2 separate regions of the Homo sapiens genome follow, and region 1 is linked to region 2. A link is an interaction called in ENCODE POLR2A ChIA-PET data of the cell type or tissue named here. Cell type or tissue: IMR-90. All regions are shown on one strand. Each heading gives the region's core, and the rest is flanking DNA. Links, peaks and the distances in the headings are about the cores only. Region 1 overlaps IRAK2 (interleukin 1 receptor associated kinase 2). Region 2 has its middle 15 kb from the start of FANCD2.

Region 1 (2,906 bases), core at 290-2,789, 230 kb before region 2:
CACCTCTGTTTTCCATCACCTCTGGAAGGATACTCCAACCTAGTGACAGTGGTTGCCTTTGGGAACAAGAAACTGGAGACTAAGATCCCATTGAGAAAAAGCCTGCCTTCTCACCATGGAACCTTTGTACTGTTTAGATTTTTAAATCCTCTATTAACCTAAAAAAAAATAATTCAGGGCTTCCCTACGGGGGATCCATGAAAAGACATCATGGTGCCCATGAAGGTCTGGAATTCATGGACTCAGAACGCATATGTATGTATGTCTGTATGTAGCAAAGGTCTAGAGCTTTCATCCAAGTCCCAAGGGGATTTACTGACTTCTCCAAAAATATATGAAATCCTAGTCTAGAAATGTAAGTATGTCTGGATAACCACAAACCTATTGGTGTCAGCCCTCTATTGCGCAAACAGCCCTGGAAACACTCTGCTTATAATTGTAAAGTGTTCGCAACAGGCCAGGTCCCATTTGGGGCACAAAATGCACATTCACCTTGAATCCTCACAGACACCAGAGCTGAAGACAGGGCTGTCTGTATAGATCACTGTCCACCTGGACTGGGACCCAGCTCAGCTACATCACACATCAAGCCAAAGCTGTCCTTACTGGGGAGCTGCCAAATGTTTCACCAGGCAGGACCCATCCAACAACAACCCTACAAGATGCGTACGTTTTCTTTTTCCCATTGTACAGATGAGGAAACAGAGCCTCAGAGTAACTCCCTAACTGGGCCCAAGATCATGCAGCTATTAACAGTCAACAGTAAGAGCCAGGATCCTAGCTCTTTGCTACCCCATCTCAAGGATACAGAGTGCCTTCTCTAAACAAATTCTTCCAGACACAAAACTAATTACAAGTTGTCTGTCGACTTTACAAATATATTTTTATTATATAAAAAGAAATTACTATAGATTACTTTAAATAGGATATTTCTCCCAGTGAATTTAAAATAGCATCTGTTTCACAGAAAGATTTGCAACATGACTTTTCAGATATATACGCACTGAATAATCATTAGGTACATGGCAGAAATACACATTTAATACCTTTTTATTTTACAAAACAGGACAAGTGCATTTTCCAAGTGCTTCTATAGCCACTGTCTCATCTGTTCCTCCCAACAGCCCAGGGATGAAGAACAAGCAGGTGTTATTTTACTTACAAAGAAACTGAGGTCCCAAAAATTAAATGATTGACTTAATTAGCAGCAGAATCAGACATGAAATGCATTCTCCTGATTCTTCATAATCCAGTCATAAATAACAACACATATTCTCGGCCGGGTGCGGTGGCTCAAGCCTGTAATCCCAACACTTTGATAGGCCAAGGCGGGCAGATCACGAGGTCAGTAGTTCGAGACCAGCCTGGCCAATATGGTGAAACCCTGTCTCTACTAAAAACACAAAAATTAGCCAGGCATAGTGGCAGGTGCCTACAGTCCCATCTACTCAGGAGGCTGAGGCAGGAGAATCACTTGAACCTGAGAGGCAGAGCTTGCAGTGAGCTGAGATCGTGCCACTGCACTCCAGCCTGGGTGACAAAGTGAGACTCTGTCTCAAAAAACAAACAAACAGACAAACACATATTCTCAGAATAAAAGCTCCATTAAAAAACACTAACATTAGTGGGATGGGAAGATAAAGGTACCAGGCAGTGACTGAATAATTATGTGAATTGCAAGATTTCCAATACAGGCAGTGGAAAGCCTGCAGAGCTCTTCGCTAGGTGTCTGGCATTTGTAGAACCTGAGGCCCAGAGAGGTGAGTCAAGAACTGCACTGAGACACAAGTTGAAAGTCTTCCAGGCCAGGCACAGTGGCTCCCAACTGTAATTCCAGCACTTTGGGAGTCTGAGGTGGGAGGATTGCGCCAACAAAGCGAGACCCCATCTCTACAAAAAAATTAAAAACTAAAAAAAATCTTTCAGAGCATGCAAGCTTGCAGGCTGTCAGCAAATACAACCCAGAGATCTTAGCTCTGGAAAATGCTATGGCATTGCAGAACTGCCAGTGGCGGGGGAACAAGAGCTGCTGAGGTAATGGAATCTGCTGGGGGTGATTATCATCACATACTCCCCGGAACCACAAAATCAGCCACATCCTGGGCCCGTGTGCAGGGTTTCTGCTTCAGTCTCCTCTGATCCCCTGCTCTGACTAACAAAGCCCAGAAAGGAAGAGACTTCATGGATTTTTGTGTCTCTAAAAGCTGAGGGCCTTTCTCTCCCAACTCATTCCAGTGAAATGAAGTTTCCCTCCCACCCAGGACAGCAGATGTTTTGTTGTGTGTTTCCTGGCAGATCTTGGATTCTGCCTCAGACCTTTTTCTTGATCTGATGCTCATCTTTCCAACTGAGGACAAGGGTCCTCAGCTGTGTTCCGGTCATCAGGGGCCAAAGAGCTCAATGCTGTCCACTTTTTCCTCTTTGTAGAGCAGAATATTCTCCATCAGTTTCCTTTTGGCCTCATTGATCTCAATTTGCCACGAAGTTTCTGTAACTGATGTTCAACAGAAAGCAAACAAGAGCGACTTGAATGAAAGTTACTATTATTATAATTCTTAAAGTCACTTAAATCAGGTTTCTGAATCAGGCCCTGAGTGTAATGAGCATTTCTTTTTTTTTTTTTCTTTTTTTTTTATCGAGACAGGGTCTCACTTTGTTGCCCAGGCTGGAGTGCAGTGGCACAATTTCAGCTCAAGGCAACCTTGACCTCACAGGTTCAGGTGATCCTCCCACCTCAGTCTCCGGAGTAGCAGGGACTACAGGCGTGCACAACCACACCTGGCTTTTTTTTTTTTTTTTTTTTTTTTTGAGATGGAGTCTCACTCTGTTGCTCAGGCTGGACGACACACACAGTTAATTTTTTTGTGTTTTAGTAGAGAAGGGGTTTCACCGTGTTGCCCAGACTA
Region 2 (2,906 bases), core at 98-2,597:
TAGGATAGTGAAACGCTTTTTCTTTGATTGGCACAGAGATGTTCTTGGCCTGGAATCCCATGGCCACCATGAGCTGGGTGGTATGTTGGCTCATGGCTCTTTGTATGTTGTCCGTGGCATCTCCTAACCACAGTTCACCCACCAGTCCCTCAAAACTTCTTTCAGTGGGGGCCACTCCCTGGGTTCTAGTGTTAGTAACTTTTGAATGAATCTTTCAAGTTGAAGGGAAAAAAAATGGTGAGGCGTGGTAGCTTCCTGTGAAAATTTGATTCTTGAGGTCCATCGTGTTCCCTGAATAGAAGGGTAGGGCCCCGGCCACCATATGGTAGAGTATGACGCCAAGGCCCCATATGTCCATGGCAGGGCACTGGTACCCCCAGCCCAGGAAGAGTTCTGAGCAGGAATGGTGGTCTTCTGCCTTCACTTCTCGCCGTCCTTGGGCAGTCAAAAATTAAAAGTGGGAACAGCTGGCTCCCTTTGAGCCCTCTTTGGTTCCACAAGGAAGGCAGACTTTGTCAGATGGGGAAGAACAGGTGGGACCCCCAGGAGGAAGGGCTGTGCTCCAATGATGGAGCGCTTCCTCCTCTGTACTTTTCTCTACCCCAGGATTAGGTACGTGGCCATGGGATAATCACATATGTATTTTTTGTTGGGGAGAATATTGATTCCGAGATGTGTGCTGCTTGGAATCCCATGGCCACCATTACCAGGGTTGTAGGGGGCATAGGTGTCCAGGGTCTCTGTATGGTGTCAGCAGTGTCTTCTGGCCAGCATTGACCCAGGGGTCCCACGTCAGCTGGTTTAGTGGGGGCCACTCCCTGGGGTCGAGGCTGAGGAATTGTTTTACTAGTGTTTCCAGTGGAAACGAAGAAATAGGTGGGCAGTCATACTGTCACATAGCCTGAGGCAGGAAGGGACCACGGGTGGGGCTGGATGTTTTTCAGCCTCCCTGGCAGAGATCACTGACAGAGTGGTCAGCTTGGCCAAGTTTCTGCGGTGGCTGGCAGAAGAGGGAGAGGGAGGCAGTCCCCAGAGCAGGAATGCCTTCCCTTGCAGGGGAAAAACCGGCCATCCTCCCCTCAGAGCCTCCTTCACTGCAGCCCGTGGGAAGTGAGTGACCTGGGGGATCCGTGCCCCAGGGGCTAACCTCTGGGCTCTGGCTTAGCCCCACCCCGGGGAAACATTCACAGCCCCTCCTGAAGAGAGCCTTGCTGCAGGAAGACTCTGGCGGCGGGTGTGGGGGGGTGGTGCCCAGCTGGGAGAGTTCTGGGCTGTTGGTGGCAGTACCCCAGGCTCCAAACTCTCTGGGCCTGGGGGCAATTCCCTTCCCTGAGTACAACAGATTCCCACCCCGCCCTGCCCTACTGCCCGCCCCGCAGGGAAGTGGCCCAGGAGAGGAGGCGTGGACAGGTATCCCAGTGACTCCAGTCGGAGTCAGCTTGGGTAGCATGGCCCGCGGAAGACAGACCGGGCGAACGGGGCGGGCCCCAGGCTACCGAGCTGCAGCTGACAGGCAGTCCGGCGGCGTCGGGTCTCCATGGATACGGGGGTGGGGCCAGGCGGCGGCGAGCGGCGGCGGGCGGGGCTTTTAACGGCCATCGGCCCCTCCCAGCCTGGACAAAGACACAGAGCGCGGCCTGGGAGGCGGAGCTCTGCGGGCGGCCGGGGCCGCCTCCTTCCAGGCGCTGCTGCCCCAACACAGGCGGGCACTCTCTGCGGGTCCCGCGGCTCCCGCGGCTTCCGGCCCACTCAGCGCCTCCAGAGGCCTCAGGTGAGGGTCACCCCCCGCAGCTTGGGGTCACTCCCCTGAGCCCCCGGATCTTCCCATGGGTCCTTTGGAGGCCTGGGTTTTGGAGTTTGTCCTTCGTTAAGTGCCGCCCGCCGGGCGCGGCTGCTCCAGGACCACAGGTGACCGAGTGCGGCCGCGTCCCCTGCGGGCCACCCATCAAGGGCATAGGGGAGAGGCTCCTCAAGGCGCAGTGACCAGCCCTGCCCCGGGCTGACCCTCAGGGTGGGGAGGGGGCACTAACTCGGGTCCTCTCCCCCTAAGGCTCCTTCCTCACCTGGGGTGAAGGGCTCCCAGTCCTAGCACCTCAGGGGCCTTCCTGTTTCATTCATGCCAACAAGTGAACATTGAGCATTTGCTGTGTGCAGGGACAGAGAAGACAGACACGCTGGCCACTGAGTGGGGGAGGGAGTCTAGTCTATCAGTGCAGAAAACTCCCCATAGAGGTGGGGGCTATGACGGAAACACCAGGAAAAGTGATGGTGGAAGATGGGGGTGACCTACTGCAGATGGGGTGCTCAGGGAGGGCTTCTCTGAGGAGGTGACATTAACTAGATTGACAAAAGGGATGATCAAGGCCTGTGAAAGTTTTTTTTTTTTTTTAGACGAGTCTCGCTCTGTTGCCCAGGATGGAGTGCAGTGGCGCGATCTCGGCTCGCTGCAAGCTCCGCCTCAGCCTCCGGAGTAGCTGGGACTACAGGAGCCCGCCACCACGCCCAGCTAATTTTTTTGTATTTTTAGTAGAGACGGGGTTTCACCGTGTTAGCCAGGATGGTCTCGATCTCCTGACCTTGTGATCCGCCTGCCTCGGCCTCCCAAAGTGCTGGGATTACAGGCGTGAGCCACCGCGCCCGGCCGAAAGTCTTTTAAGATAGGGAAGAGCAGTGCCCAGTGGGGTGTCCCAGGGATAAAAATAGGGCAGTAGGTGAAGGCGGGGGGTGTGAGCCAGGCAGGCAGGGGGGACCAGACACCATGTGATGGGTGCAGGGGTGGGACCCACGGAGGCTCTGAAAAAGGCCTGGGCCTTAGAAGATGGGGAAGCAGGAGGACCCACTTAGAGGCCTTCACAACCTTCTAGGGCACAGGCCAGAATGCGGTATAGGTTTCAGAAGGGGGCTGG

What was found. Peaks named below come from ENCODE experiments on the same cell type or tissue, not always from the same donor. Only the 100,000 strongest peaks of a DNase experiment are listed, where the experiment ranks them.
Region 1: POLR2A ChIA-PET joins it to region 2 with 7 read pairs; 8 of 35 experiments call an interaction of 5 or more read pairs at or near these places.

The regions. Positions count from the first base shown.
Region 1 is chr3:10,241,704-10,244,609 of GRCh38, reverse strand. It overlaps IRAK2 (interleukin 1 receptor associated kinase 2), which reads right to left. Exons shown (of 13, transcript NM_001570.4): 13 at 865-2,494. The coding sequence ends at 2,382. Among named protein-coding and RNA genes, the nearest start is that of TATDN2, 5.3 kb to the left of the region's middle. RefSeq lists a silencer at 1,985-2,054. In IMR-90, for the core only: no CTCF peak of the experiment used is centred there; no DNase peak of the experiment used is centred there.
Region 2 is chr3:10,009,888-10,012,793 of GRCh38, reverse strand. It overlaps a transcript of EMC3 not described here and the pseudogene MARK2P2. Among named protein-coding and RNA genes, the nearest start is that of FANCD2, 15 kb to the left of the region's middle. RefSeq lists an enhancer at 1,122-1,647 and a silencer at 1,446-1,675. In IMR-90, for the core only: no CTCF peak of the experiment used is centred there; a DNase peak (open chromatin) is centred at 1,563; H3K4me3 peaks cover 772 bases; H3K27ac peaks cover 469 bases.